Linked DNA regions of Mus musculus: regions 1 and 3 are each linked to region 2. The links are chromatin loops, found by intact Hi-C in ENCODE. Cell type or tissue: left cerebral cortex. All regions are shown on one strand. Each heading gives the region's core, and the rest is flanking DNA. Links, peaks and the distances in the headings are about the cores only.

Region 1 (11,016 bases), core at 1,469-9,468, 65 kb after region 2:
AAAGAAAGAAAGAAAGAAAGAAAGAAAGGAAGGAAGGAAGAAAGGAAGGAAGAAAGAAACAAAGAAAGAAACGAAAGAAGGATGGAAGAAAGAAAGAGAGAAAGAAAGAAAGAAAGACTTGCAATTTCTATAGAATATTCACAGGAATTTCATCAGAAAGTATTTTATTGTCAAATAAACCATAAACTACTGGAAACCCTGCTGCTGAGTTAAGTGTAATGGTTTATTTTTAATTGCAGTCAAGGTTTATAGTACTAAAATAAGTAAGTGCAGGCATTTCTTTGCACTGACATCATAAAACATCTCTAGCTGAGTCACTAAGAACATACATTTATCTTTTTCACATCCCTAGAAAATAGAACCTAGACTCAAGGTGTTAGCATAACCACAGTCCCTTAGAACCTGCAGAATCCTTGCCTCCTCCAGCTGCCGTTGGCCCCATATGGCCCTGTGATTGTAAAGGCATAACTCCAGTGCCTGCCTTCGGCTGTTCCTGGCTTCTCCCCGTGGCTCCTCACATGACCTTGCCTCTGCGCATACCAAAGTCCCCCCTTTTGCAAGGTGAATTTCTGAGGAAAGACATAATACATACATATGTTCATCTACCTGATGACCAATATGGACACTTCCTTTATGTTAACTTTGTGACCCTTCACTTCAGGTGGAATACTAAGATTGCCCAGCAAACACAACATTTCTTTACATGGCCATTTCCCCCCTCAGTCATGTCATAGGGCTCTCTCTCTTCACACCTCTAAAATACTTGTGCATTCTGACATCAACATGTTGGGTTTGGCTGGAATTATGTAGGGAGATTAGAAATGACGAGAAGGCAATTCCATAGGCTGCCCCTATATTCTTTGACCACTGCTCATATCTGCAACAGTGCTGTGCTGCCATTTCTAGGGCTCACCACACCCTGTTGTGCTCTTATGCAGTAGTTCTATCTCATATGGTCCATCTAACCTGTTGCCACAGAAAATGTCCACTTTCTCTTTCCCTATTGTCAACTTCTCCCTCTTTATGGCTATCTCTATCAACACATATACATTCCATATACTGGGAGAATCGTGACACATGGCTTTTATCCCAGCACTTGGAAGGAGAAGAGGCAGATGGATATCCAAGACAAGTCTGGTCTACATAGAGAGTTCCAGAACACCCATGCTTACATAGAAAGACCCTGTCTTAACAAACCAATAAATAATAATAATAATAATAATAATAATAATAATAATAATACATGTTATTTTCAAACTCTATACTAGTCCATCTTCTTCACACCAATGTAACAAAAAAGTTCTTTCCTATGCTTGTTCTTTTCAATCCGTTGATATATCTTCTTTGAATATAGCAAGTTTCAACAACTGCCTCTTTGCTACCTGTGATGTAATGCAGTAAGCCACTTCAAGCTTTCCCTGAAGTGCACAGCTGGCTATCACCCATGAACAGACAGTATTCTAAGTGAAGACGGGACATTTCTCTCCCTCTCTTTCTCCCTCTCCCTCTTCTCCTTTTTCTCCCCCCCCCCATCTTCTATCTCTGTTTACAAAAAGAAATCTTTCCCAGACTCCTCTGAAAGAAATGTCATGGCCCTACGTTGTCTAGGTTCTCTCCAGCTACAACAGACTTTACGTTTAAGGTACAGTCAGATATGAAGGATCCTGGAAATATTTGTAGCCATGTCTAAGAGTTGAAGAAATGGTTCAAGGTCCAAGGGGTCTATAAATTCATGATGGACTCTACCTGTGATGAATAGCCAAGCAAAATTTAGTCTATATAACGTAATCTGCTAATCCAATCTTCTCCATCCTTTTAAAAAATTGGACTTAAGGAAGAACTCACAGTATTGCATAGTTAGGAATGTTAAATTGGTACAATGTTACTTCTTACCCATCACCCTAAGTGATGGAGGTGCCAGAGTATTTAAAACCCAAGTCCTAAACATCCTGATTCTCTCAGTGAAGAAAGAACCAATAATGTCAAGAAGTTTGTGCTAAACAATATAGCTTTTGCTGCATGTGGATAGTTGATTGACTTTCAAGGGAGCTTGAACCACTCTCAGCTCCATAATAAGAAATACTGTAAATATGATGAGGATTCTAACAATAGGCTTTTCAATTTTTGGTACCATTTCTTTCTTTCCTAATAGATTTTTCTGAGACTCATTGGAAAACACACTTATGCAAAAATTCTATTTAATAGCAGATTCAGATGACATATTTCAGAATGAAAATATAGTCTATTTCAAGACAGTTATAAAAATGACTAAAAATAACTCTCAAGCACAGACTGCAGTCTTACTTTCAATTTTTGGAAATAATACCAAATAGCAAGATTACAGAGGACCATCTCCACATGGGAAAAATGTGAGGACCCAATTTTATATTATGCCATGGACTGACTTTGTACTCTATGAACATGAAAAGCCCACTCACAGAGAAGCAATCGCATTTGATTGTCCTTCATCTGCAAGTGTTACTTCAAATAAGCATGTGTGATCTTTTACTTTCTTAACAACATTTTAAACCATATTTGATAAAGTAATCACTCCTGTGGTAGAGTTATGATAGTTACTAAAAAATTATTTTTTATTAAAATGAGTTTATATGTAAAAAAAACACGGGTCAAAATAAAACATGTTAATTAAATGTTCATGTAACCTAAGATGTTCCCCCTCCCCTGACTCTCTCTCAACTCTATAAAACTTCCAGAACATCTAAAACTCTTACCTGCATCTTCCTACAGCTAGACTATCAAGAGACAGAGACACCCTTTCCTGAAGCTGGGTATAGATTTGCTTTAATGGGTCCTGTCCTGAGTCTGATGCTATGCTATCTATTCCTGGAAGATGTTTCTCTTGATCTGAGTCGGGCACACACCTGTGAGTTAGTGGACCGTGAAGTGACCACATTGGTGATGGGTTGTGTTGCTGCTGAGTATAACAATTGTAGGCAGTAACTGCTGTTCTTCAGGGCCAATTTCAGTTCCCGAATAAAATGTTCAGAATCATTCTTAAGCCCTAGAGGGGATTCGTTGTCTTACTCAAGGTAGAAAATTCTAGAAATATAAGCACCATATGTTCATTAAATAGTATTGATCTATCCTGGAAATGAGAAAACTAAAATATTTTAAATGTAATTTTTCCTTATGAAGATTAATTTAACTTCATTATTTTATTCCACTAAGGTTTAATAGTCAGTTCCTGTAGAAGTTAGAAGCTACTGGAGGATTGGAAAATGAACACACATGCTTTGTGCAAATTATTGCCATTAAGAAGAAATAAATTCCTCTGTTTGACCTATACAAATTTAACCACAAATTTAATATTTATATAAACTCTTTGCAGAATTGCCTTTCAATTATATATAGTACATTATATATTTTCATATATATATATACATATATATATATACACACATACATACATACATACATATATACATACATATATTGCTAGTACGACAGAAAAGGTAGGGGTCTACCACTGTTAGTGGGTAATTTATTTTCAGACAGGATCTCATAGGTTGATGTTAGTGAAGATAAAATCCATTATGCCTCTTGAGTTAAATCATCTATTTGAAAGCAATCTCAGAGCCCCCATTGGACATCTCTTGCTAACAAATGAAGCTTCTGGGAAAGGGTTATACCAGATCCAACTTGTTGGCCCTGCAGTAGCATGGGGTCCCCCAAAGAACCCAGGTTATTGCCAAGGCTATTGTTTCTTCTTCACAACCTGACTGTTAGGCCTGATTCCTGAAGACAGCACCTACACAACCCACTGAACACAGAGAAGTCAAGCTGGTGCCTCTCTAAAGCATTTTCACCTACAGACTAGTGTTCATGGTGCTCAAAAGTACTCAGCATGCTTCCAATGGAAATACTTCAACACAAAGCCAGCTACAAACCCTTCAATCTACAATGGCAACCTGCCTTCAAAAGAGACTTGTTCAATGGTGGAACAAAGCTTATGGGAATACCAACCAATATCTGATTGGATTCAAGGTCACTCCGTGAAATGAACATATCAACCCTGCTTGGGTGGCCAAGAAAAAACCTGAAGCTAGATCAGCCAGAGGCCTACAAGAAAACCAACTCCTTCTGTTCTACAAAAGGAACATAGCAATAAAATTGCTCCTAACAACATTCTGCCATATTAATAGGTCAGTGCCTTGCTCTGCCACCATCAGAGAAACTTCCTCCTGCAGCAGATGGGAACAAATACACTCACAGACAATATGTAGAGAGTGACACCTTGCTACACTCAGTCATAAATGGGATGTCTCCATCAAAACCCTTTCCTTGGAGGCTCAAGGAACTCTGCAGAAGAGGAACTAGAAAGAGGTGTAAGAGCCAGTGGGGATGGAAGACACCAAAGAAACAAGGTTTTCAAAGCACAGTGTGATTGACAAATATATGAACTCTCAAAGAGTGACGCCTCATGCACGTGACCTGCACAAATAAATTACTCTTTAAAAAAAAGTGGATATTTTATTTATTTACATTTCAACTGTTATCCCCTTTCCGAGTTTTCCCTCTGGAAACCCCCTATCCTGTCTCCCCTGCTTCTATGAGGGTGCTTTCCCACCCAACCACCCACTCCCATCTGACTGCCCTGGCATTCCCCTACACTGGGGCATTGAGCCTTCACAGGACCAAGGGCCTCTCCTCCCATGGATGCCACACAAGTCAATCCTTTGCTACATATGTGGCTGGAGCCATGGGTCCCCCCATGTGTACTCTTTGGTTGGTGGTTTAATCCCTGGGAGCTTTGGGGTGGGGGTCTGGTTGGTTGATACTGTTGTTCTTCCTATGGGATTGCAAATCACTCTTAAGGCAGATCTCATGCCCAGCAGTAGATCGTCAACACCAAATAAATTCAGTGGTATCTTTGGAGGTTCTTTGATCTATAACACTGAGTCAGGTCATTCTTTTCCCTCCATTTATTTATTTTATCTATTATCATTAAATGATGTATTATTTAATTGTTTTTACTTTAGGGTCCTTTGCATATATTTATAGCTTCTAGTTCTCTGTGTTTGGGAATTCCTTGTGTGTGAACGCATGCACCTTTGGATTTAGATGTGTTTCTTGTGCTCTTTCTTAGGCTCCTTTTCTTCTCTTTGTTTTTCTTTGTACTCTGCTGATTTATTTTTTCTTAGTGTGTTTTATTTTATTTTATCATTATTTCTTAGATACGTGTTTGTTTTCTAAGGAAAGACAGAAAGGCTGTGGATCTGGATGGGGAGGAACTAAAAGGAAGGGGTAGAGTTGTAATCAAATTATATTTCATGAAAAATATATTTTAAATAAAGGGGAATAACTAAGCTGGAAGATTCTGGCATGATGGCACATGCTACAATCCCAACACCTGAGGCAGTAGAGTCAGGAAGATGTGGGGTATGATGTCAGCTTGGGCTATCTGAGACCATCTTAAATAAATGAAACCAAAAACAAAGACAAAACAGTCATGACACAAGCTGGAGGAGTGAGCCACAGTTTGCATCTATCTGAACCATCTCAGCGACATCAGGAAAGAATTTCCCTCCTTTTTAGGCACATGGCTCACTGCTAATTCATTTGGAACACTAGGCTCTTAGCTGTGGTATGCAGATGCTGCTGAGCCAGTGATATGTGAGTGACTCCCACCTCTTACAACCTTCCGTATGGTGCCATTTGTTCTTCCTTCCAGACAGGATGGACTCACAGAAAATTGCTTCCCAAACTGGGTAGCACAAACCAATTGTGATGGGTTCAAGCCAGTTCACAACTCCCATATTCTCAATTTGTGTATATGTTGTTCCAAATGATGCTGGGTGTGCATCCTGGTCATGTGTGCAAGAAGAAAAAACTTAAAAAGAGGATAATCTCCCCAGAGCAGTCAGAAATTCATTTATTGCTTCATTCTGACCTTCTAGACTCTTAAGCAACTTCACATTCTAGCCCACTAATCAGCTGACTAGCTGGGTATAGTGATTAAAGAAGTCACCTGTCTCTATGTCCTTTCTGTGTGGTGAGACAGAAGGTTGCCTCAAAAATCAAAGCAGGTATTTTAAGTCTCAAAGCCCAAGTGGGAAGCCATTGGGCCACAAGAGGGAATGGTTTAAAACAGGAGCATCGGAGAAAGCCTTCTGAAGGAATTACCACCATGGCTGGGTCACAAATCTACAAACTTAATAGGAAAAGCAGGATGATGGTCTCAGAAAGTAGAAACGCTCAGGCAAACTCATGGAGGTATGTGCATGTGTGTGTGTGTGTGTGTGTGTGTGTGTGTGTGTGTGTGTGTGTATGCGTGTATGTGTGTGTGTATATGTGTGTGTATGTGTGTGTGCGTATATATGTTTGTGTGTGTGTGTGTATATATGTGTGTGTGTATGCTTGTATGTGTGTGTATGTGTGTATATGTGTGTATGTGTGTGTATGTGTGTGTGTGTGTGTATATATGTGTGTGCGTGTATGTGTGTGTGTATATATGTGTGTGTGTGTGTGTGTGTGTGTGTGTGTGTATGAAGGGAGATGTAAATAACTGGCTAATGGTACCTTTAGAAACCATGAGAAACAAGAGAAAAAGAGGCACTTTTGATGCAACCAAATTTCCTTTGAGTTACAAGGGTGTACACTATAAAATTGTCTTGTTTTTTGTTGTTTCAGTGTCTGAGGAGGACAAAGGATTTGGGCCCATTTTTGAAGAGCAGCCAATCAATACCATTTACCCAGAAGAGTCACTGGAAGGAAAAGTGTCACTCAACTGCCGGGCACGCGCCAGCCCATTTCCAGTTTACAAGTAATGCTCTCCACCCACAGCTTGTTTTAGAATGGAGGGGTAGGGCAGGAGAGTACAGGTGGCATCCGTGACCTCAAATCTATAAAGAAACTTAAGACAAGTCTATAGGGTCCGTGAACAGCAATCCAAATACTGACGTATACACTATTGAAAACACTATATGATATTTATCTAAAATTTTCTTAAATATATGTAAGAATTTACTTATTCGGTGACAATACTTGTAGATTTGATATCATCTAACGGAACTGAAGCTTCAGAACAAACAAATATTGCATAAAAGCATTAAGTATATACGTTTGAAGATGAAATAATTTTATGTGCACTATCCTTGATAACTCAAATCATTGGGTGACCAGTAATATTTCTATAGGAACTACATTCAGAGTTCTTCGCATAGACAGTTCCAGAATGTGTTACCCTTTCTCAGTGATCACAAATCTCTATTTCTGACAATGCAGAAAGTTTCCTGCGTTGCTAGGATTGAACCTAGGTGCTCATGCATGTGAGGCAAACACTCTACCACTGAGCTGTATTTCCAGCATGTACAAAAAATAACTGTGTCTTAAGTATATCTCCCTTCTGAGCTGCATCAGTGTCTCTTTTGATTGATGTTCCTGAGTGACTTCTTTGTGCGATCATAAAAACTTTCTTATGGTTAAAAATGGGTTTCTGTGCTACAGAGAGTTTATACAATTGTATAAACTTATGAATGTAATCTTATTCAAAGACTGAAAGTTAACCAAATGCCAGTGAATTTGAATTTCTTTTGTGAAGTGTTTCCTGGGGGGGGGGGGGAAACCCACAAAGTGATTTATGGGAAATTGGGACTGCAGTGGACAATTATCACCTGATTGAATTGAAGTCTATGAATTAATTAATTTTCGATAGTAGGCATCCTTCCTACTATAAAATGGCTTTCTATTATTATACAAAATTATTATAGGGAAAAAAATCTCTTTCTCACCACTTAATTCTAATTGTGTTCATTTTTTCCTGCCTCTGGCTATCATTATAAAATTACTCTTACAGTAAGATATGAATTTAGGCATAAAAATCACCATCCTGGCATTATTTTTATGGCTTCAATTTTGTGCATGGGTGGACAACATAAATTACAAAGAACACAATTGTTCTAACAGTTATTTGGTTGCTAAAATTACTTCAATGACCTCTGTACAGGGTCTTGGGCATGGGCTGGCATAGGTGATAGTCTGTGGAGGAAATGTATCTACAGAAATTTTACAAGACAGGATGCTAAATACTAAATTAGATACATTGGCTTGACCATGTAAGTTAAATACAGATGCCTGACCAAAGCACAGGTGCGATGATATCTAAAGATAGTGTGTAAATCTCAAGCCTATTTCAGCGATGAGGATTCTGAGATACTGGCCTCGCCAGCAGCCTCCAGCCTGGCTTGGAAGCAACCATTCAGCAGGTGCTGTGTGTGCTCAGTGTTTCTAGGAACATGGCATGGGCAGGGGTATGGACCTTCTCCGCACAGAGGCTGTATGAATGCAAAATATGCCCCCCCTCCACCCAACAGGTTTTAGCCAAACTAAAGCCCAGCTTGATCTGGCTTGACTGTCCGTATATTAATATAGGGAGCTGGGGGCGCCAAGTAGACGTTTAATCCTGAAAGAGGCAGCTGCATCAGACTGCAATATAAAAGCATAAAGGGGAAGAGAAGATGAGAGACTTGTTTGGGTAGAAAGGATGATTTTCAAATGTTGTGAATGACAGAAGAAACCATACTGTCCACAGTAATCACTCACTGTGTCCTTCGCACAGTAGTTTTATATCTGGAGCGTGTTCTGTGGTGATGGATTATTCATGGTGGCCTTCTGAAAGGTGAGAGGTACAACAAGGAATTTTCTTTGCCCCTCATCAGCCTTGACACACTTTTTCCCACTCTCCGCCCCCAAGAAGCGAGCGCTGCAATAAAAGCTTATCTGAAGGCCCAGTGGTCTCAACACACATTTCTGAAAATAGACCATGAATTTATCCAAACACAGCAAGGCATAAAATTATGATTCCCTAAACAACCCCAGCCACAGGAAGTCAAAGTAATTAACACAACTTGGACCCAATAAAGCAGGGGAGAATCGCGACCATTGAAGTTGCCTGACCAGGAAACCTGTGGGATGATCACCCCAAACCACTTCCACATGCCCAGGGCAAGACTGGCCCTGCTGAAATCAAAGCAGGTGATTTGGAGTGATTGCAGCAAGCAAGAACGGAACGAACGCTGTGTGTTCTTGCTTTTGAAATGAGCTCTTAGCCCATAAGGATTATAACAGGGAAATGTCCTAGGGACCTGACTTACAAACACACTCTGAAGTCATGCAGTTTTTTCATTACTTTCACTTGTATCAGGAATGTATTTGGCATCTGGAAACTAGCCACAGCTGCCCCCCTGATCTTCAAGGTCAGGACTTTTATCTGATGTTTTTCCTGGGACATTGCTTAAACAGATAGACCCTGGCACGGCACAGCATAATTGTAAAAAAAATTTTTTTACTATAATCATAAGTGAAACGTCTTTTTACATGCATTCTTCTCTCCAACTCACTCAGAAAAGGCAGAATTCCACTTTAAATAATGTCTCCTTCCTAGAGTAGTGTTGTTAGCCACGATATTTTTCATTGACACTGTTACACATACAAATATACAGTGGATGAAAATGCTTTCAACAAAAGTTGCCCCTCAATAATATGAAAAGGCACCACTAAATAATATCTTGAGGATGAAGAAAATTTGAATTTACCACTTCATTTGTGGTTTGGATTAAGACCCAGTAGAGCAATTTTAAACTGCGTGATCTCCCTCTAGTGGTCAACGCGTGTTAATGGCTGACCACACAGCCCGTCTCCTTTAGTTTTATTGAAAAATCGCTGTGCTACTTAGCCAGATACTCATACTTCTTATTTTAATTTTGCTCGAGATATGTCTTAATATTTTATGCAAGGTATCTAGGTGCCTGTGAAACTACCTAGCAGAATATGGCTATCAAGTATGCTCATGTCTAAATAATGAACTTCATCTCTGGAATACATGAAGTCAATCTTAGGAATAGAATTCAATAACCCATTTTCCTTTAGGATACTTCTTCATTTAAGATGTGGGAAAGTGTTGGGAGTTTGCACATTTTGCCACCTTAGCTAAATCATTATTCATGTTTCAAAATACTCGGGATCCTCGATCATTTAGAAACCCCGTCGATTCGTGTACATGATCATCTCCCTTCACAGAGAACCGTACTTGAATTACTTCAGAGTAAAGTTAGCCCGACAGTTCCCAGACTTACGAGTTTCAGTGTAACACTAACGTCTTTTTCTCTAGATGGAGAATGAATAACGGGGACGTGGACCTGACAAACGATCGGTACAGTATGGTCGGAGGAAACCTTGTTATCAACAACCCGGACAAACAGAAAGACGCTGGGGTGTACTACTGCCTGGCATCCAACAACTACGGAATGGTCAGGAGCACGGAGGCAACTCTGAGCTTCGGGTGTAAGTAATCATAAGCTTTTTAGAGGGTGGATTTATTCGAAGTGAAGTTACATGTGTTTTAATTATTGATCCAAGTCTATGTAAATATCATGTGAGGGTGTCGACTGTGGGATGGTTAACTACCTCAGCCATTCTCTTCCATTAAAATCACTTCTCCTGGAGAGATGGTTCAGAGTTGAAACATGCCGACTACTCTTGCAGAAGCACCATGTTCAATTGCCAACATCCATGTTGAGTGGTTCACAGTTGCTTGTAACTTCATCTCCATAGAATCCAATGCCCTCTTCTGGCTTCCATGGGTAGAAAGCAAGCACACACACACACACACACACACACACCCCAAATATCACACATGTATACATTACACACATGCACACCAACATATATATCTACACACAACACACACACACACACACACACTCAGATACATACACACGAATAAGTAAAATTTAAAAATCTTGTCACTGTGAATATAGACCCTACTGCCTTATCATTGCAACCAACGCAGTGATAATGTGCGTTTTATTTTTCAAAAGTCATGGCACCTGTTCATTTACAGGTGGCAGGTTGTTGTTGTTGTTGAGACAAGTATGGCACCTGTGAAGTTTTCAGTTATAATAGTTCTACGTGACCACCAAGACATATTAGTAAACACAGCCATAAGAGTTCAGCAAAAAGGATAAAAGAAGGAAACAGACTGCTGACAACAGCGTG
Region 2 (11,016 bases), core at 957-8,956:
CCTGTGTTAATCTGTTACGCCAATCATTTTCTTTAAGTATCTCCCCCATAAAGGATTCATTTCTGAGTGTTCTCCTTAGGATAGGTAGCCATGCTAATATTTCCACCATAATGCCTGAAATATTGGAATACAGTTAAGAGGAATTTGCATGTGTCTAGCGTGTACTTAGCACATAGGCTAAGTTTCTGTGTTCTAGAATTTTCCTCAAATATTTATGTGCATCAGTTATTATATACAACTTTTTAAATCAAGATTTTACATGCTTTCTGAAATTATATATAGTATATATATTACTATATATATACTATGCAAACTCTGCTACATGAATGGTTGGCTTTCTAGCATGTAGAGAAAACTTTTCTGGCATGTAGATGTTGCACAAATACTTTTTAAAATAATCAGAGGGATGAGAGCAAGAGTGTTTCTGTGATATTGGTAAAACAAATAGAAGAACTGTTTTCAATTGCAAGATGCACAATATCCTCCATATAGTTCATGCTCCTTGTCTTAAAAACAATGAATTCTTCCTCCAATATATTATGATATTATTATTAATTATTTGACTATTTCTGGGTTATTCAAAAAACACCATACATTGTTTAAAATTATAGGAGTTAAGATCAGTTATACATCTTAATACATATCACAGATTTGACAATCTAACACGTGCCTTGGTTTATTCCTAATTTTTAAATTTATTTTGTTGTCCTTTGCAGAATTTATTTTACATTGTGCAGGTATAGTAAATTCAAAATGTGGGAAAGTCCTTTGATCTGCCAGGCGATCAAATTACCTGAAATGACCATGTCTCTTTTCCATCCTTCTGGAATGATTGGTTAAATGTCATCCCCTCCACCCTCCTCAAGGAATAGCCAGACTTCAGGAGAAGGGACACTGGGTCTTTATTACAGCCTCAAGCTTTGTTTTACCCTGGGGGTGTTGTAGTCCCCTCTCTGCACTCTCTTTCATTCAGGACTTATTGAAGCCTTCTGAATTCTTTGGGATTTACTGTTGTCATTGTTTGTCTTATATATCATTGTCCTATTTTTGATGGCTCCTAATTCTTTGTTCATTCTAGATCAAATATTTGACTCCCTGCCCATGTCTCTTGTGCAAGTATCCACCTGTGTGTGTGCGTGCGCGCGTGCGCATGTGTTTGTTCTCTCCATTTTCAGATAACTGCCATATGTAATTCATTTTAGATAGATGTCATGCATAATTTTTATGGAAAAAGACATGGGAATTCTTCCCACTCTATTTAGAAAGATGGACCAAACTAAAACTCTTAGACATACACTATTGAATCATGTCATTTATAGTTATTGAACATTACATCATGAATTTAAATTCTCTATATGATAGTACCCTCATATCCTCATACCCAGTACATTCCAAAACCATCTTTTTTCTTTTTATGTATCTATTTACTTTAACTTAAAGAACAATGGTTTATTTGTTTTATTTTATTGATATGGGTGTTCTGTGTGCGTGCATCCCTGTTTACTGTGTGTTTACATGATGCAGTCAGAGACCAGAAAGTGCGGGAGTTACCAATGGTTGCAAGCTGTAATGTGGGTTCTGTGATTTTAACCTAGGTTTTCCAGAAGAGCAGTCAGTGCTCTTAATTCATGAGCCATCTCTCCCTATTCCCAACTTTTGCTATTTTAAATGAGATGATCTTTTATGAGAAATTGTGTCTTTTAGTAGATCTCTAAATTAGATTATTTTTTTAAATCTGAGTCCCTTCAATCCTATATTTGGTGTCAAAGGTCATTAATTAGAGAAAGAAAAACATTATAAGAAAAGATCTACCATGTAATTTAATTAAATTTTGTTAGATTGGCAGTAACATATAAATATAAATAATATAACTATAAATATAAGAACTACCCTTGGCATAAGAAAATAGCATGAATATAGGCTTATTATTACCAAAGTAATTGGATGGTTAGTGTCTTACACTGCCATACAGCCTGTTCTAGAAGAGTCTCCATCAGTCAGGTGCAGATCTTCCTCATATTAACTTAGAAAAAAAGGACCAGTTTTCAACTTATCTCTCCACTGCACCTGTGTCTCCATCAATACCTGTACTGCCTCTAAAAGCTAGAATCTACTGTTGGTTGACAGATTGAAGACCACACAGTCATGCTTCTCTAAAAGGCAATTGCTCTGCACCATCTACAGTGCTGGGTAAGAAAATGGTTGTTCTCACATTGTAGTTTTTTAGCCCCAAGGCAAGAATGTTTCCCTCTGGATTTATGAGGGAATCAAGTGTGATAGCATAGGAATATCAATTGCAAGTGTGTTTGTGTGCACTCATGTGTGTGTGTTTAAAAAGGCTTTGGGAAGACATGACTTCATAGCTTTCAGCAGCTTCAGGAGCTTATGTTTGCACCTCCTGTGTAGAAACACCAGACAACTAGTTTTAGTCCAGAGGTCTTTGAGTAGTGGATGTTCACTAATTATAGATACACACATTTTCACAAGGACCTCCCACAGTAGTATTTCTGCAAATACTATGATGGCATTTTAAAGTGCTAGGACCTGTTTCTTTCTTTATAGTGAATCTAGGCATAATTAAATGTACATCTTGTTGAACAGCTGGGGTTTTTTTTCCAGCCAGTGTAAACAATGATATGTTCTTTGAAGCTTAAATGCTCAGAGGGGAAAAAAAAAACTCAGAACATTGACACACCCAGAATAAAAAGTAATTATGGTCTAGAATATTTAATAGAGATAATCACATGATCCGCTGTGATTTCGAATAGAAGGGACCCTTTCCACATCGCCGAAATGACAAGCTAACTATTTTAGAATAATTCTTCTAAGAACTGTGACTGAAGGAGGCAGGTAAAAACGCTTCTACTACTTGCTGCCGCGTGTGTGTCTTTTATGTAATTTTTGTCTTAATTTTCATTTGTTCTTGTTGATGTCTCTGCGGTGACAGAGAAGGAAACAGCTCTGTGCGTTATACCGGTAGTATGGAATACCTGGGTTGATCCTGCACTGAGTTTGCCCTTTCAAACGAACGAAAACAGCAGATTCTGTCGTTTCTGCCCCCAAAGAGTCCAGCTTCGACATTCTGCAGCTTGCAGATGTCATTTCGGCACTGAGAATATCTTCCCTGAGAGGCTGCAGCCGGGCTGGAGACTTCTGCCTATGATTTAGGTTGTAATTTTATTTGTGGAAATAAACCAATCAGGGCTCTGCGATTGTCTTAGGGATGAGGTGATCAATAGCCCATTACTGGGTAGAGCCCAGGCTACAGGAAGTGCATTGAAGACTCCAATGCATGAATTATGCATGCCCTGCTCATTCTTTAGTCCCTGAACAGAATGACAGGGTTTGTGAAGTCGCCTCAGATAGTTTCTTGCATGAAGCGACTGCAGTGAAATGCTTAATATTTTCAGGCACAGAAGCAGCATTGACTCCAGCCAGCCAGGTTCGGGAATGTAAATCCACAGCTCACAGCCCAGAATGCTTTATTTGAAAGTATCGCTATGTGGAGATCCAGCTTTGCAGTCTTATAACCTGTTCTTTGCAGAAGGTTGGCTGAAGGATGGGAGCGGCTATGCCTGCCTCTGAGGTCACAGCATGAGGTCCTTTTAACTTGCCTTCTGCTGCAGAAGAGAAGCCCATTGTGTCATAACTCTCCCTGAGTCTATTCAAAGGGGCAATTTGAAGCAGATATTATAGCAAGATCGGCAGATGATTCAACCCACACGGTGAGTCCACGATTTTTCTCTAGGTTAGGTAATTGCAAAGGAGAATGTGCCCAGTTGGGATAACGGTGACGCGGTGCCGATGGTATAGATTTCCTCGTCCAGCCTCACTTATTACTGTGTAAACCGAGAGATGACATTATTTCATATATCAGACGGTATGGGTGTGAAGTATTTATTTTTCATGCAATGGCTTTTCGAGAACGTGCAGGAACTTAGATGTGTGCGCCTTGCTTAGATGGGTGCTGGCCGAGTGGGGAGGGGCAGCCTGGGAGTGAGCTGAATCGGTAAGTGGAAGTCACCTCCTGCTGGAGAAGTTTTAGCAGGGCTGTGGCTGGGCTTGGGCTCAGCTCAGATTCTTACCTTGACGTCCTCATTTCAAATTGTTCTCAAAGGTGATCAGACCCGAAAATGCAGCAGTACTCGGTCATACCCAAAAAACTGCCTTGCTTTTTTTTAATTTAATTTTATTTTTTTATTTTTAGCAGATGTAAGTAAAGAGAACGATTTGCAACAACATGTCCTTGAGGGAAGACCTTGTCAGAAATGAGACAGTTTGACTTTTTAAAAATTCATTACTTTATTTATGTACAGCCCAAATGTTGCCCCTCCCTCCTGGTATCCCCTCCCAGAGTTCTCCACCCCATCCTAACCCCCCTTCCCTCCCCCTCCCCCCCTGCCTCCTGGCATCCTGACTTTTACCTATGTTCTTCCTTGGCTGCCAAGAACACCGTATTCCAAAATGACAAGAATTACAAAAGAATACTGTAAAATTTACTTGGAAATTAGAGTTATTTTTTTCCTGCTGTTTTTAAAAATTAAGCTTATGACAATTGTAGACTTAGCAAACTGAACACAGAGTACTCCGTGACCTTATCGGTAATAGGGTTTTGTGAATTAAAACTGTTTGCTCAACATGGCAGTTCCTAAGTGCAACTAAATGTCCAGCACACGAATCCCTAAGCTTCATTTTAGGGTATAAAACTAGATCAATAAGTATTCACTGAAAGGCTTAAACTATGAGATTCCTTAAGGATGCTTTTCCAAGTACATTTACATTATTAGTGAATATATATATGCAATATAATAATTCATAAGTTATAAGACCTATAATATGCATGAAGCATATTTGTTGAGACTAAATTTTAAAAATATGGTCACCATCTATCAGTCACCAAAGTCAAGAAAGCCAACCAGATTGTTTTCTGGTTCAATGGGCTTCATTTTCCTGAAAAACAAAGAAATCCGTAACAGTGAGAAGCCGCCAGGCTATCCACTTCCCAATCCTTTCCCAGAACACAGCCTTTCTGCCAGCATTCCTCCATCCCCTGGGCCTGTGTCAGCAGCCTGGTGTGGCACAGACGGCTTACACCTGCTGATGTGTTCAGTCTGTAGGACTAGTCTAGTCCAGTCACACTAGGGAAGTCACAGGTGGAGTTCTCTCTGAGGGAAGGGAAGTACCTGCCTATTGGAGTCTCCTGATGCTGAGCCACAGTATTCAGTTCTCAAATGCCTACTGCCCGAGGTGGTTCTTAGCATCCAAAGGAAAATGGAGAAGACAGGAGGGGGACAGAAACTTAGGGATGCTGTTGCCTAAGGATGAGTAGTAAATACTGAGTGGTGAGAGTGATAACAGTACTGTGTGTTGCATCTGGCTGAGGGATGGATGTAGTAGCCAGACACAAAATACAAACTATGAAATGGGAATCAATAGAACTGGGATTTTATATGCATCAAGCTTATTAAACACTAGTCTTTCAGGAATTCTGAATGTAGTTCATTAATGTAAAGTTTGGTGATACATTTAAAAATTTTTTGTTAATATTTTAGAGTGAGACATCAGGAGGCATGAACATCTCAAAATGATAGACTCATAAATTTTCCTATAGGGAGTATGTATGATATAGATATGAAATGGACCCACTTTGTAACAAATTGAAGTAGAGGAGTGTGCTTTCTCTTCTACTTCCCAACCAGACTCCACGCATATTGGACCAACAGTGATATATTCTTTTTTCATGTTATCTGTGGGAATAACAAGTTTTCTTCTCTCTCTCATTTCCCGATCTGTTCTTGTCAAGCCTATACAACTAAACCTTATTAGGACAAATGAAAAAAAGGTTAGAATCATGCAAAATAGCACACACATATAAAAATAATTCAGCTAAGACTGTGGGTGTTGTGAATCACTTGTGGGAGATTAAGAGACATGGCAATCAATATTTGAAGAGGGATGTTGCTCCAATTTTCACAAACATTAACACATACACAAATTGATTAAATAATAGCTTATTTGCACAGTAAGAAAGCACCCCTTAGGGAATCCCAGGGACTGTCCTGAGCTCCATCCTTGCAAAAGCCACAAAGCTTTCCCTGTATGAACCGTAACAAAGATTGGCAAGGAGAAACTTCGTCTCCTTTGTCTCCCATTGGAAAAATGTCCAAAGTAGTCCCTTCTGAAACATTTTCCCTGAATATACTATATGAAATACTTTTCATATATACTCTTTTTTTAAGAATTTACTTTTTACTACACCTTAATTATGTGTAACTGTGTGTATGATGTGCTTGTGTGTGTGTGTGTGTGTGTGTGTGTGTGTTCCCAGAAGGCAGAAGTAAGCATTGGCTGCTAGAGCTGGTAGTACTTATGGCTGAATGTGAGTCACCGGATTCCGTGCCAGCAACTGAACTTGGTTCCAGTGGAATAGATGCAAAGGATCTTAACTGTGATGCCATCTCTCCAGTCCCCAGAAATGCTCTTTGAAATTGACTGAGGTGTGTGGTGCTGTCTGCCATTAATCCCCACACAGAGGCACGTGGATCTCTGTGAGTTTCAGGCTACATAGAGAGATCCTATCTCACAAAAACAAAACAAAACAAAACAAACAAAAAACAGGCAAACAAAAAAAGAACTGACTGGAGGTTCAGTCTTATAAAAACAGCTTAGTGTCTCTTTCACCAACTGACCCTCTTTTTCACTCCATTTTATTGTAATTTCTCAACACATTTCCTCTCAAGGGCAACCTAGTGTGATAAGTGTATATTTAAGGATCTAATGTGGTTTCTGGCCCTGTATAAGCATGAGAAGATGGACTTGATGTTCAATGGGATCAAATAAACAAAAACTTGAGAGCGGAAGTACAATATACTGTCAGCCAAAAGTATTTGGCAAAAGTCATAGAAGAACTGAAGACACAAGTATTGCCAGTTTTAAAGTGGATCCTGGTAGTAGAATATTCATGAGAAGTATCATTGATTAGGTTCCAAGCATCTGTTCTGAAGTCAATCATGAAACAGAGGACAGAGATGGTAGAGTTGGGCAGAAAGGTGATGGGGAAGGCTACCAAACCTTCCCTGCCAGAGTAATGTGTACGGCTCAATGCTGAACATGCTTAGCATCACAGACATTGATAGTCTCACTGGAAACATTTGCAGCCAAGGAATCTTGTGATCCATATCACATAACTCTCAAATTTCCTTTCTATGGCCATCGGTCATTCATTCTCTATGTTCTGAATATTTGACCTTGCTAGGGAACGAATTGAACTCGTTTTTCAAGTGTACACCACCAACTCAGAACCCACACTATAACAGTCTTGTTATTCTGGCCCATACTTTGGACCACGAATCACTTTCCATCATTGAGAGTGGGTAAAGGAGAAGATGCCTACTCCCTGTGTCCCAGAGCCTGTGAAATCAAACCAGCCTACTTAATGATCTCTGTTTTTCCCTTGAAAGACACAGAGCCCCTCACTAGCTCTGCCTTCTGATCATCCTCTTTGCATCTGTGCAAATCCTCCTGGTGTGAGGATAATGAACTGTCTTTTCAATAACCAATGAGTATCATCTCATTTCTACATCTTCTATCATCTTCAAACCCAAATAGTAAAGTCTGTCAAAAGCAAATGTGAAAACTTCATCTTATAATACATCTTAACAATACAAATTAGCATAACTAGAGTAGTAAACACCCACTAATTTAAGTGTTTTATTTGCCAAAATGCCTTTTAAAGATAAATCCAGAGCGTGCCTCCTATAAACCTGACCTTAACTAGTGTCAGAGTCACAGTAGATAAAGGGTAAATAACTTTGAATTATGAATAGGCAACAATGTATAATGTTGCCTGAATGTTTTCCTATGACCTACTCAACCTCCAGTATGCTTCCAACTACTAAGTAAGGCAAGCCTCCAATTGCCAAGTAAGTATTTCAAGACAGAGGGAAGATTCATGCTTTATGCAATATAAGTTTCAAAATATTAAAACTAAAATTACCAGTGCTAGCATTGTTTACATAATGTCTCTGATATCTTATGGTAACTGTAGCACATATCCTAATTAAAACTTATTTCTGTAACACTAAGCTCACGGAACTGAACTGGACCGAACCAATGTGAGAATGTACTATTAAAGAAAAGGTTGTCTCTAATCATTGTATACAGAATTCTGGACAATGAACCTTGCATAATTAACAGATTGGAACACACAGAAAGTAAGGCTTCAAAGAATAGTATTAAAACATTAGGTTTTATGAAGTGGAGTCATTCTATTGTTCAAGACCCTGTCATTGAATAATGTTGGACATGGCTCAGAATTTTATGATGTAGAAGAATTCAAATGCCAAATGTGCATTTGATCTTTTAAGAGGGTGAATAGTAAGTTGTTATTGTGATTGCGCTGGCCCTTTAAGAAATGAGTGTTTGGTAAGTTTATGTGTAACACTTGCCATGATTTTGGTTATGAATAGGTCGCAAAGATGTTCCTCGTGCTGGCAGATGGAAGGGCAGCAAGATAGGTGGCTGGGAGGAAAGCCGGAGGCGGAGTTGTGCTAGAAAGAACATAGCAAATTCAACAGATGGAGGATGATAGATCAGTTGGCAAAAAGAGGTGCTACAGGAGAACAGGGGAAGCTAGTGAAGACATGGATGGATAGACAGCCAGGAGTGGGCTAAATGAACCAGTAATAAAAGAAATAGAGCAGTACAGGGGCCCCAAAGTTCAAGAACAAATAGATAAATATCAAAGACGACAACTACAAAATTCCTCTGTATCTGAGCTTGGGAAAATATCTTCCTTTAAAATGTCTTTTATTATAATCTTTCAAAAATGCTTTAAATGAACAAAGATCTCATATACGGAAAATCTTTATTGTAAAACTTAGAGATTCATACTATGGAGGAAATTTATTCTGTAAAAAAATGATCATGGATGTAAAGTTAATCTTATTCCTTAGTTTTGTGTTTTCTGCAAATTTGGATTTTTGACAGCTTTTATTATGTAAATATGTCAGGACCTGGCTGGAAAATAATGCTGAGGTATATGGTCCACAGGGATGAGAAGTTTGATTTCTTTCAAAAGAGTAGTATAAAAGAATGGAAAATGGAAATACAGCATTATCCTTACAAAATGTCCTGTTTTCTCTGCTTACCAGGAGTGACAATAGCTATGTGCTCATTAACCTTAAGTAAGTAAATATGTTGTTTGTCCTGTTTTTGCCTTCAGCCTCAACTTCCCATATAACCACCATTTTTCTTAGGAAATAGTCTTACATGAAAACCCTTAGACAGTTAAGTAACATAACCAAGTTCCCTTTGATTAATAACTGTTACTATAGATTAATATATAAATGACAGGCTCACTAATATATGCAGAAAGAGGGTTGGCTTAATATACCCATTATAACTGACCTTTAAATACCTGCATGGGTTGCAAAGCTACTCCCATTGCCCCCATATACATGAATGTAGCACGAGCACTTTTGATATATAAAAACTGGAGCCAATCTCTGAAGCAAAGGAACACTTTATGGAAAACTCCACAGGCACTATGGCAGACATGATGGTAGGCACTATGGCAGACATGATGGTAGGCACTATGGCAGACATGATGGTAGGCACTATGGCAGGCATTATTGAAGACAGACACTATGGTAGGTCCCCAGGGTAAATAAAGGCAGAGAAACAATCAGTTCACTCAGAGTCCTGGGAGAGAGTCATTGTTCTTCAGTGTCTCAGGTACAATTATGAAATGCAATGGTCTTGTCTATCTTTGTGAGTCCTTTACTTACGTGTGCCTGTGTGCTTGTGTGTGTGGATATGTGCGGGTGCATCCATGTGCATGTGTGTCCCTATGCATGTGTGTGTGCATGTGTGTCTGTGTGTGTGTGTGTGTCCGTGTGTGTGCCTGTGAGCACACATAGGTGTGTGAATGCAGGCACCCATGTGCAAATAGAAGTTAGAAGTTAATTCTTAGGAGTAGAATGTTCCTTTTACCATGAGTTCCAGGGGCTGAACTTGGCTTGTCTTGCACAAAAAACACTTTTAGTCTCTGAGCCATCTTGTTGACTAAAAGATGTGGGACAGAAGGGCCCCAAACTCCTATTTTCTGCTTCTATGCCCTATCAACACGTGCCACCATGAATCTTTTTTAGATTAAGGACCTCACTAGATTCCTCACTCAGAAAGTACTTATTAGGAACTTCCTTGTTCAGTTGCTCTGTAGACAGAAGTATTTCACTGTTTTCATTGACAAAATGGGTCAACTGAAATGGGAAAAAAAGCAAAGAAAATTTACTAGACAACTGCAGCTCTCAGAAAGACATAGAGTCTCCAGCATAGTGACTATACAATTGCTGTGACTACCATTAGTAATCAGCCAAGAAAGCTTTTTTCAATATGAAGATTAAAAGGTGGGTAAGAGAGATTATTCATTATAGTTCATGAATTAACAATTCACACTTCAGAGCCATGTATTCAATGAACACAACTTGCAAGTAGCAATGGCATGTTCTGGGCTCAGCACTAAGATACTACAGGTTCTCTCCTAGATCCATGTAACTCTTCTAAATTCCTTTGACAGTTTTGAGACACCTTCAACTGACCATGTATGAATCTACCCATGATATTCTGCATCCTTTTAACTCAAAGGTTTACCTTTCTTTCATTAAACCAACTGTCCCCCCCCCCCAAAAAAAGCAAAAACACTGATAAGTTAAACTTTATTTTTATCAAGGTATTCTTTTAGTCAGGAGGAAGACAAGTTTATGATTAGAACATGGGTAAGCCATAAACAAAGTCTAAGTTATAAAGAGGCTACTTTGATCAAGTGTGGAAATTTCTACTTATAGATAAGGAACTCAATGCTGTTTGTCGAAATACATCAATTGTATAAGAGGTCTGATGTGTTTGTAATGAACATGATTAATTAGACATGCCTGACCTATTCATATTAATGAATTATTAGTTCCTCTAAAATATTTTATTAATAGTAAGAATTTTTTTAAATGTCTTTCTTCT
Region 3 (11,016 bases), core at 1,289-9,288, 190 kb before region 2:
GACCCATCCACAAAGAGGGGTAGTTCATGAAGCTTCTTGAATGCGCCCGGTGCTGGCGAGAGCAGCTTGGCTTGCTCTGAATGCTTCGCTTCACACCCTCCATACTGTGCGAGTGTGTGAAGCCACACACTTCTTTCTGACAGTCTGTGCTTCCTTGGTACCCAGGCTAACATCAAAGGTCGTCTTCTATCTTCTGGGTGCACCAGTTGCATCCCAGAGTATCTCCTAAGCCTGATGTTTTCGCGGTTCTGCAAATCAATAGGGCCATCTGCCCCGCTGGAAGTGGCTTTGCCATCTGGCTTGGAGAAATTGGGTCAGAGCTTACTGCTTCAAAGTAAACAGTTAGTAAATCTTCCCTCCGCGGAAGCACAATATACAATCATAAAGAGATCATCTTTGAAAGCTAGAATTACCCCTTTTTTGTATGACCCTCACCTAAGTTACCTATGTTTGCTGACCAGGAAAGCAATAGTCTTCTGTCATTATGGGAAACCTAAGTACGTGCCATGTGTTTTCTCTTCATTGTCTTTGGCACTCATAGGAACCACGTGTAAGGTTGTTTCCTGACTTAACTGTAGTAAGAACTGTTTAAGCTTATGCCCGACTAGCTTACAAATAAATGAGACTCAGACTACAGCTATTTTCTTTGGCTTTGACAACTCCTGGGGGTCACCCATAATCTACTCTTCTGACTGCAGGCTTGGCTACCTCCCCAGCGGTGTACCCCAGACATTTGCTCTTTCTCCTGGCCACATGTTGATGGCTCCTCTCTCCTCATGACAGCTTCCTCCTCCATGCCCGTTTTCCTCTTTATTCTGGGCTTCTCCTCCACCAGCAAGGTCACTCCTAATCCATCTACCTCCAATCCCTCCAGTAATTGGCTGTAGCCAATTTTTTTTAACCAAAAGTTTTAAATCAAGGAACAAGGTTTGCACAACAAAAGCTTGTAAACATGAAAAGTCATGAGTAACCCTAGACCTTTTGTCTATACATATAGCATTACAATACTTATTGCAATGTATAGCAATAGACCAAACTTCAACGCTTAACGCATATGTACCCATTCAGAGAACCTCACCATGAAGCCTGAGGATGTAATCCCAGCAGAAGCACATGCTGGGATCAACACTGCCTCACACACTAGGGCCTCATACCAGGCTCCCACGGTCCAAGTCCAGAACCTGGCTGGCTCTTTGTTGGCTTATGTGCCAATCACTGATGCTCTGGAAGGTGGTAGGTTTCTATTTTAATACTATTATCAGGGTTTTACTACAGTCAAATAACAAGCCAGCACAAATTTCAATACAGACAGTGTCTGCCCTCTAGCAGTTTCCAAAGGCAGATTTGAGGGCAATGAGAGACTCCTGTAAGATTTCTGTTGAGACACGTCTGCCATTCTGGCTTTCAGTTCGCTCTCCATTGCAAGGATTTGTTCACTTAACTGAAGAAGCCATTTTAAGACAACTTATCAGTATTCATAAGAGAAGGAGAACGTAAGTAGCCTGTCAGTGTGATTAAAGAGAAAATGTCTTCTAGTCAAAACTGCTAAATCATCTCACATAATTTTCAGTGAAAAAGAAGACTAAACCCATAAGCACCAGTGTCCCAGCTAGAGATCAAAGGGTGACACAAAGCAAAACCTCATATAATATTGAATAATATATATATATACATATATTATATATAACATATAATAACATATATGTGTGTTTGTATGTACTACCATATATATATATATATATATATATATACTCATAAACATACACATATACTTACACATCAGCACATATACACAGAAACATAAACAATTGTTTTGTGGTAAACTGTACATGATGTAAAAACTCACCAATCCATCCTTTATACTCTCCAGAATACAAACTTTCTTGTTATTCCTTTCATGGCATCCTGAGATGTAGAAATTTTATTTTCTTTCAGTATAACTTAGGTATTAATTTTACTATTTTTTAGCAAACATATATATGTACATATATACATATATATATATACACACATGTGCATATATGTTGTATACATACATTGGATATTTATTCCAACATAGTAAAGTGACATGAATTAAAATAAATCAAAATAAATAAAACTCATTAATAGTATGAAGTTATTTTCCATTTTACTAGCAAACATCTTTTTAAAAAAAAATCTTGAGATAGTGACAGACTATGCAGCCTGGGATAGCCTTTGATCTGCCTGCCTATGCTTCATTGTTGCTGGGATTAGAGGCCTGTACCCAACCACCGTTTTGTGAACAGACTTCAAACAATTGAACATAGTTGATTTTTAATGAATATTCTTCCTGACATCCTTTTCTCTACAATGGACAAGTTTCCTTTTGGTTTCTGGGTCTGTATGTTCTTTGGTGTGTGTGTGTGTGTGTGTGTGTGTGTGTGTGTGTGTGTGTGTGTGTGTGTATGTGTGTGTGTGTGTAGACACAGCAGAGAAGCTATGAATCTTTGCAGTTCCAAGAGGAAGGTGATGGGGAAGATGAAAAGCCCTGTCTTCTGAGGAAGGGGCCAAGAGAACAGGAAAGTTCAGCAAGTCATTAGGCACACAGCTTCATCAAATGGAGGGATTTTTTAGAGAAGAATAGGAGAGTATTTTCAGAGAGTCATAGCAAGTGTGCTTAGGATTTGGGCTGATATCCATGGAAGAGAAAGGAAGAGAGGATAGGAAAAGTTATGGTTATTGAGTAAGAACAGCAGTGGAGCTCTGTAGCAGTTGCATGGACGGAGGGGCTGCTTGGGGAATAGGTACATTATCTCATAACAGAACGAGAGAATTATTCTCTCCATCACATTAGGGGATGCCCTCCATGAGCCTCTCTTCTGATGGGTGGTCTCCCAGTCAGGTGATTGTCTGGGTCCTCTATGGTCACTCTTGGGCAGGGGTTTTCAACGTGCAGGTCGTGACCCCCAAAGACCATTGGAAACATGTATAATTACATTATAATTCATCACAGCAGCAAAATTGCAGTTATAAAGTAGCAACAAAAATAATTTTATGGGGGGGGGGTCACCACAACATGAGTAACTGTATCAACTGTATCAACTGGTCACAGCATCAGGAAACTTGAGGACCCCTGCAGGGAAGGGTGATGAACATGAGAAACTATGTCAGATGGTCACAGCATCAGGAAGGTTGAGAACCACTGTAAGAAAAGAGTGATGTAATGGTTTTGGAGCCTGGAATGTCAGGTACCCAGTCAGGGCAGAGGCGGAGCTCAGATTTCTTCTTTTGACAAGAAAGAAATACCTTTCTTCCAAATGAATCCCTTTCTAAAACAGGAGTTTGAGTCCACAACCGATCCAACCTATATCTGTCATCAGTGGCCTCGAAGCCTGCCAATGTCTGTCCAGCTACGTTTTCTGAGATCGCAGTGGCTCATAAAATCTATTTCTTTGTGGTCTTGTTTTAATGCCTTGTTTGCTACCAGGAAGTAAACTTAATATGTAAATTGCCTGGTATTCTTTTGCCCAAATCGTGACGATGTTTATTCATTGTACTTACAACAAATTCTAATCTCCCTTTGAGAGGCCCCAGGAACCAATACTACCTAGGTCTAGCTTCATCTTCCACTGCCTTGCCTTAGAAACCTCAATCCACTAAAGTAGAAACTATAGTGTACATCGAGTGGTCCAGGCTTAGCCATCTTACTGCCTTTACACTTCTCTCAAATACGGTCATGCTAAATCCTGTGTGACTGGCACATCTTCTTCCCTTAGATCTCAAGTGCATGTCCTCAGGAGGCCACCCTCACCTCATCCTTTGATGTCCTCTCACTGGCATGCCGCTCACACCTGCTTCCTGAATGTCAATTATAATTTACAACACTCAGAGGATCTCGTATGTATATTTCTGTCCTCACTGGGATGTGCGTCCCAAGTCTGTTTGGTGCTTTTTGTCCCATTCACTTCTTAAACGAGTGTGTAGACTAGTGGTTCAAAGGCCATATTTGTTTGTACAAGGGAGCGGTTCGAGAAAACGGACTAAGAAGTCCTAGTGATCGGGACGGTTTCCGAAGAAACAGTCCTGAGTTCTGTTCAGGAACACGAGTTTCTTCTCAATTCCACGTCTTAGACTCCGTTATCTACCATAATGGATTAATCCTGTTGTCTTCCCATCTCTTAGCTGCTAAAGAAGTAGCGAAAAGCGTTGGACATCTCAAACGCTGTAGTGGCCCCAGTCAGGTGGGAGGCGCACCCTTCTCTGGAAATTGTTTCATTGTAGTTTCTGGAGGCTTAAAAGCCTCAGGGAGATCTAAAATTAGGCTCGGAAGAGGGTCCAGTGGCAAAACGGACTGCCACCAGGTGGCAGCAAAGAGTCACCTCCTCTCGCAACACTTACATGGCTCTTAGTTTTGTCCTCATTTAAATTATCAGACTATGACCAGTTTCCCGACAGACTAAAGTATCCATCAATCCATCAGCTTATTTCCGGTTGGTGTTTATTTTTACTTATTTACTTGTTTATTTGGGGGTGGTGTGTGTGTGTGTGTGTTTGTGCGCACGCACGTTTATGTTGCATACCTTTTTATATGGGGGCTTATACATTCATTTATAAATAAGCAGAAGCCAGAGGAGGGTGCCTGGTGTTTTTTCCAGTATTACTCTTTGTCTTGTTCATTTGAGACAGGGTCTCTTCCTGAGTCTGAAGCTCACAGTTTAAGCTAGGCTGTCTGCCAATGAGCTGTCATCTGCCTGTCTCCTCCCTCTTATCCTAGGGTTTCAGGTATTTGCATCGGTGTCTATTTTGTTTTGTTTTGTTTTGTTTTGTTTTGTTTTGTTTTGTTTTGTTTTGTTTTGTTTTGTTTTTTAACATGGATGCTGGAGATTTGAACTCAGAGCTTCATGTGTGAACACCAAGTGCTGTTACTCACTGAGCTAGCTCCCAACCTCCACCGCCAGTTTACAGATTCAATGTGAAAATTCCCCTGGGTAATAAGCTGTCTAGAAAAAAGAAAAAATAATTCAAATTCACAGATTTATGTCATTAAAAAGAATAGGTTTCCTTTCCAAGAAAATACTCAATTTCAACCTAAGTGTTTTAATATAAATAGCATATGATAAAATTTATATTTGAAAGTTAATTAATTCACTTGTTACCAATGGAGGTCAAAAGTTAAAACGAAACCAACCAACCAACCAAACAAACAAACAAAAAACCAAAAGCATTCGTGGCTGTCTCGGGTGCTCCTGATGGAGATTCGGTCACATCTGTGGTGATTTTCTTAGTCTTTGAGACCATTACCTTCTGTCAGAACTCAGCACTTAGATTGCAAAAAGCCTTTAATAATCTGCCTTTTTACCTGACAGGATTTCACTTATTTTTCACAACTCATTTCAAATAAAGCATCTCCAGGATGCTTTTCTGCCCTTCACTGTCCCTTAGGCTAGGGTAAAGATTGTTTTTGTTTCTATAAGAATTTAAAAATATTATTTTTTGTGTGTGGGAAAGAGAGAGAGAGAGAGAGAGAGAGAGAGAGAGAGAGAGAGAGAGAGAGAGAGAGAGAAAGAGAGAGAGAGAGAGAGGGCATGTTTGTGACATCTGAGATAGGTGTGTATGTGTGTGAGTGTGTATTATGACATATGTGAAAGAATGAGTGTGTATATGAGTATGAGTATGTGTGATGTGTGACTGAGTGTATGAGTGTTTTGTGATATGTGAACATGTGTAACGGTATGTATGTGATGGTATGTGTGTGATATGTGAGAGTGTGTGTATGTGTGATATGAGAAAGCTATGTGTATGCCTGTAACAGGCATAAGAATATGTGTGTGTGTGTGACAGCATGTGTTTGTGTGATGTGTGCATGTGTGTGTGTGTGTTTGATGTAAGTGCTATTTGAGTGTGTGCCTGGGTTATGTGTGTGCACAGTGTGTGAGAGCATACATGTGTGTGATGTACGCATGTGGGTATGTGCACAGGCAGTTAGATGACCTTCAGGAGTCAGTGCTCTCCTTCCCACTTAGGATCCAGGGACAGAACTTAGGTTATTAGGTATGCAAGGAACATTCTTTACCTTCCGAGCTATCCTGCTAGCCCTGCAATACTTATTTATAGCTTCTTACCCGCTTGCCCACCCAGGGCTTTACTAACCAAGCATGTACTCTGCTCTGTGCCAAGCAAACAAAAACATGTATGCCTGATGCCTTTGTCAGCTATGGGATGATGAAACATCAAATAGAAGGCTCACGGTATGATGAGCATTATGAAGAATTAGAGAGACTGTGTCTGTGTCATGGGCAAAGACTGGTGGATCCTGAGCTCACTAGCCAGCCAGCCTAAATGGAGAGCGTCTGGCTCACTGGGAGACCCTGTTCAACAACAACAACAACAAAAGACAAAAAACAATGGAGAAGAAGCCCCACCCTCCAACATTCTAATTAGGGTTACACACAAGTAAGAGATCCCAGAGAGGGGAGAGAAAGGGAGGAAGAGAGAGAGAGAAAGAGAGAGAGAGAGAGAGAGAGAGAGAGAGAGAGAGAGAACGCAGCAAGAAGGAAAGACAGAAAACAGATAAAACACTAGCAATTTGCCTTTATTTGGGAAGTAACCCACAGAGGGGTCCGTTTAAGAATCTGAGTCTTCCTTCACTTACCAGCGAGGGTAGGTATGGGATAGGAGTGTGGGGGAGGTTGGGAAGTTTCCTATTTTCACCAGCAGTTGCACATTGCTAAGGTTAGCCAAGGGGTAATGAGACAGAGAATGTCCCCATGAGGAGAAGCATGCCCTTTGCTTGTTCTTGACCACTGGGCAGGATAGGGAGGGCTACAGTTGCTTTCATTCTGGAAACCGGAGCTATAGTCATTGTCACAATCCAGCCAAAATGGAAGCGCTCTCCAAAAGGCACGGCTTGCTAACAGAAGATCCTCTGTGCTGGCGGGAGGAATCTCCTGCTGCTCAGCTGCTGAAGCAGAGTGGAGGGGTAGGAGAGGCAGAGGAGGCAGAGGTAGTCCACTAACTCTCTACCAGCCAGCGCTGTAAAGCTGAACTTTACCCAACAGTAGGCAGGAGATTTAGGGAGTAATAAGATAAATAACATGAAATTTTGGTCTGCCAATTTAAAAGATTGAGGAACACAAGGAGAGTAGGAAGAGGGTTGAGAGATTACTGAAGTTGCTGAGGCAGGAGGATTTGGTGGACTGGACCAGGGCTGTCACCGTGGGCACACAGAGAGGAGGGGGTGACTGCAGTGTGAAGAAGCTTGGCTGGCAGGGCTTGGTGATGGGTGGAAAGGAGGAGAACTCAAGGACTCCACGCTAGCCTGAGCAACCAACCTTCCATCCAGGGATAGCCAATGCTCTTTTTTTAGGGAGTGGTTAGATTTTATGTTTCCTGTTGAATGTTTGGAATCACATTGCCACTGTGTTGCAGCATGACCCAGCAGCAAATAGCATGCACATGAGGGCGTTACAGATTTTAAATCTCAAAGTTTAAAATGTTTGTAGGGTTCCAAATAAATAATAACTAAATAAATTTTTACTATGCTAACCGAGAGAAAATTTAGATGAGGGCGCAGACAATAACTTTCATCCTGCCCCTATCGTTTTGTCCATGTTGCTTTCTAGAGGAAGCCTTTGCCCATTTCTTCCCCTGTGCCCAGTGAGGCCCAGGTTCTTGTATTTAACATATATGAGGCCTTAAAAGGTTGAAATAGACTCTCCAAGTGCAGATATTCTAATTGAGCGACTTAATAACGGACTCTCTTGGTGTTAATCAACTTTCAGGCTTGTGGGCTATTTTTAGTCCAGGTTGCCCTTGCACCTTTGGGTCTGGATCTAATTCTCCTGGCATCAGAGAGTATCTCAGTGCGCTGCTGTCTTTGAAATCAATCAGTTCTTTCAGGTGAGAAAGTGACACAGCAGCCATGCAGAGAAGTAGGTCACTGGGAACACTCTCCTCACAGAATATGGGAGTTCTTCACTTCCAGGTGCAGGGGCGGGAGATGACATCAGATTACAGGGCACAAAGGGAGCCATTAGAGACCACTCTCCACTCCCCACCCCGAAAATTGTCAGGAATGTCATTCCTTGCTGGCTGCATTGTTTTGTCTGGGGAATTGTAATTTCATCCCAAATTAAACCAAGTAAAATTTGCTATTAAAAAGAATTCCTTGGTCTTAAAAAATAATGAACAGTATTTAATGTGATATGATATCGTACCTGACTTCACACAGATTTCTGAAAGGACACAGAAGAGATGAGTGTACTGTCTGCTGCTTGCCAATCATCTACAGCAAGGCATACTACACAGTTCCACTCATTTATGTCTGATGAGATGAAAACAGCGATTTGTGTCCCCCTCCCCCTGCCTTTTTAAGGAAAGGGACTAGACCTGCAATGTAGAAGCAGCTTTCAACGCTGTCCACAGTCCCTCCATTGTCCACTTCCTTATTAGAAATTTAGCTGCTTACCACGTAGCAAAGTGGAAACCACACGTTGTTAGGCTCACTTTTATTAATTTACATTAGCATGCATTAATAGAACAAGGTAGCATGCTTGCTTCATTTGACAGTTTTCTAGATATGCTGGGTTCTTTGGCCATATTAATCACCCCATTTCTCTAGGATATCACTCCTCCCCCTCACAGTCCTTCCTTTCCCTAAATATACTTCTTCTTTATATTTCCTTTTTAAAATCTAGACTTGCTCTGAAATGAAAGCCTGAGAACTCTGTCTATCTGAGTCTGTTTTATTTTATTCACGAGATCACTTCCGTTTCTACAGATTCCCCTGGGCACAATTTTAAACTTTGTTGATCATTGTGGCTGAAAATCTCTCTCTCTCTCCATCCCTCCCTCCATCCCTCCATTCCCTTCCTCCCACTCACTTTCCATATCCATCAATTCTATGACTTGCTATTGTGACTAGCATGGAACAAAACAAACATGGATGGAGACATACCTGGTGTCTTAGTTAGGGTTTCCATTGCTGTGATCAAACAATATGACCACATGTAATGTGAAGACAAAAGGAAACAAAGTTATATTCTTCCATAACATGGACTACCATTGAGGGAAGTTAGGGCAGGAACCCAAACAGGAGCCTGGAGGGAGGAGCTGAAGCAGGCCATGAAGGAACACTACTAACTAGTTTCTTGTGGCTCACTCAACTTGCTTTCATGTAACATCCAATCCTGCCAGCCTAAGCATGGTGCTACACACTGTGACCTTATCCCTCCCACATCAATCATTAATCAAAAAAAAAAAAAAAAATGCTGCTCCTATGCCTGCCAACAGGCTTGCCCTCCTGCCAATCTGATTGGGCCATTCGCTCATTAAGGTTTTGTCTTTCCAAATGACTCCGAATGGCTTGGGTCAAGTTGATGCAAAGCTAACTAGCCCATCTGATGGCTTTGATTCTCTCGTGTTTACTCTCGGGTGTTGTATAGCTGGGTCCATGGCAGTTTCTGTACGTACAGGAACTTTCATGCCCATGCCCATATGTCCCCATTAATTAACACTAATTCATGTCCCCATTAGCTGAGCTCTTTTCCCACCTTCTCTCCAGGATCTGTTGCTGTTTCTTCCTTTCCTTTCTCAGTCACTCTGATTGGAGATTTTGAGGTGGTCAGAAGTTTAAATTTTCAACATTTCAACCTATGCGCCATTCAGATAAAAAGGACCATGGGGAGTTGAGGCATACAAGAGCCCCCAGAGAACACAGGCAAAATATCGTGTGTTGTACTTTGCCAATTCTTAGTGCTCAGAAGCTAGAATAATTTGCATGAGGACATTTATCCCTCATTAAAAGAGGCAATATAAGAATATCTGAGTGCTGGCACTGTATTTAGGGATATTTTCCCTTATTTTCAATAGAAATGCAATTTCCTATCCATTTATTCAGCTCTCTATTGAGACAAACAAGAAATCAAAGAGCCTTTTAATTGCCTCAGAAAATGAGAGCTCTACAAGTCCAAGGGGGAAAATACTCTAAATGAAGTTTTAGAAAAAATTACTAAAAATGGGCTCAAGTCACAATAAGGAAAAATTATTTTGCCTTGCTAGAGTCAATACAAATTGGATAAAAATAAAAACAATGACTATCCTGGGCAGTTTGAAGGAAGAAAATGTAATTTGAAACCAGAAAGTAAGATACGAGTCAAATTTTGATTATCTTCAGCGTATAAACCTTCTCCTTCTGTGATAGTAGAGATCTAGAGCAGGATATCCTTTACAGCGGTGGTGGTAGGGGAGCTTAGGATAGACTCCTGTGAACAAATCTGCTCACCGATGGATGCCTGCAAAAGGCATTCTGCCCGTCCCCCATCCCTAGGTCAAAATTGGGGTTTGACTTAAATATTAGTCAGCTTTAATCTCCCCTGCTACCAGGAAGGCTCTTTAAGAGCCAGACAGAGAGAAGTTTTCTGACCTACCTTGTCTGCTAGTAGATTATAACATCATCTCTCCTGGTGAGCCCTGTCTATGGCTGCTGTACAGAGGCCAAGAAGAAGCTGGACAAACCCTGATGAATAATTCCAATCTGCCAAGTCTGGCATGGCCATATAAGGGATAGGATGACATGGTTCCTGCCCCTGGAACAGAGCCAGCAGGATGTGGGGCTCTATGAGGGTCGTGTCTATGGTGGCTGTAGGCAAAGGATTGGCTGTATAATAGTATACATATTTTCATCATCCTCCTTCAAGGAATGTCCCCTCTGCCAAGGTTAATGACTCCATGAAAAATAGAGTCTCGAAGGCCAGGGTGTATCCATGTCTCAGCAAAATGGTAGAGTGCTGTGACCTTCAGGGCAGCATTTACGGCTATAGGAAAGAGCTCTAAAAACACCAGTTCAAAAATATATAAATTGTCATGTGCAAAATGTAAGGATGCAATACGAATTGTATAAGGACCTTCACAGATCTAAAGGAACAGAGGCAGCCGCACTATGTGCCAGCTTGTCTGAAAGGTACAGTCAGGCAGATATAAAGGTAAGCCTGAGTTCAAAGGTCAGCTTGGAACAGAGGGAGTTTAGGTCCAGGTCCCGGTGTGAAAAGAATGGTA

The links. A loop is a pair of places that touch in the nucleus more often than their neighbours do. Peaks named below come from ENCODE experiments on the same cell type or tissue, not always from the same donor. Only the 100,000 strongest peaks of a DNase experiment are listed, where the experiment ranks them.
Region 1: it touches region 2 in a loop (2.0-fold over the local background); 5 of 42 quality-filtered maps call a loop at or near these places.
Region 3: a loop joins it to region 2, with 4 times the contacts of the local background. A loop is called at or near these places in 4 of 42 quality-filtered maps.

The regions. Positions count from the first base shown.
Region 1 is chr15:92,221,972-92,232,987 of GRCm38, forward strand. Cntn1 (contactin 1) reads left to right here. Exons shown (of 24, transcript NM_001159648.1): 4 at 6,652-6,784; 5 at 10,130-10,302. Among named protein-coding and RNA genes, the nearest start is that of Gm36901, 27 kb to the left of the region's middle. In left cerebral cortex, for the core only: no CTCF peak of the experiment used is centred there; no DNase peak of the experiment used is centred there.
Region 2 is chr15:92,157,937-92,168,952 of GRCm38, forward strand. All of the region lies in intron 1 of Cntn1 (contactin 1), which reads left to right. Gm36901 (a long non-coding RNA gene) reads right to left here. Exons shown (of 4, transcript XR_003951622.1): 4 at 9,382-11,016. Among named protein-coding and RNA genes, the nearest start is that of Gm36901, 38 kb to the right of the region's middle. In left cerebral cortex, for the core only: a CTCF peak has its summit at 4,045; DNase peaks (open chromatin) are centred at 3,349, 3,740, 3,955, 6,395 and 1 more place; H3K4me3 peaks cover 2,619 bases; H3K27ac peaks cover 1,722 bases.
Region 3 is chr15:91,965,257-91,976,272 of GRCm38, forward strand. No RefSeq gene overlaps it. Among named protein-coding and RNA genes, the nearest start is that of Cntn1, 80 kb to the right of the region's middle. In left cerebral cortex, for the core only: a CTCF peak has its summit at 4,316 (motif pointing right); DNase peaks (open chromatin) are centred at 4,028, 4,318 and 6,814.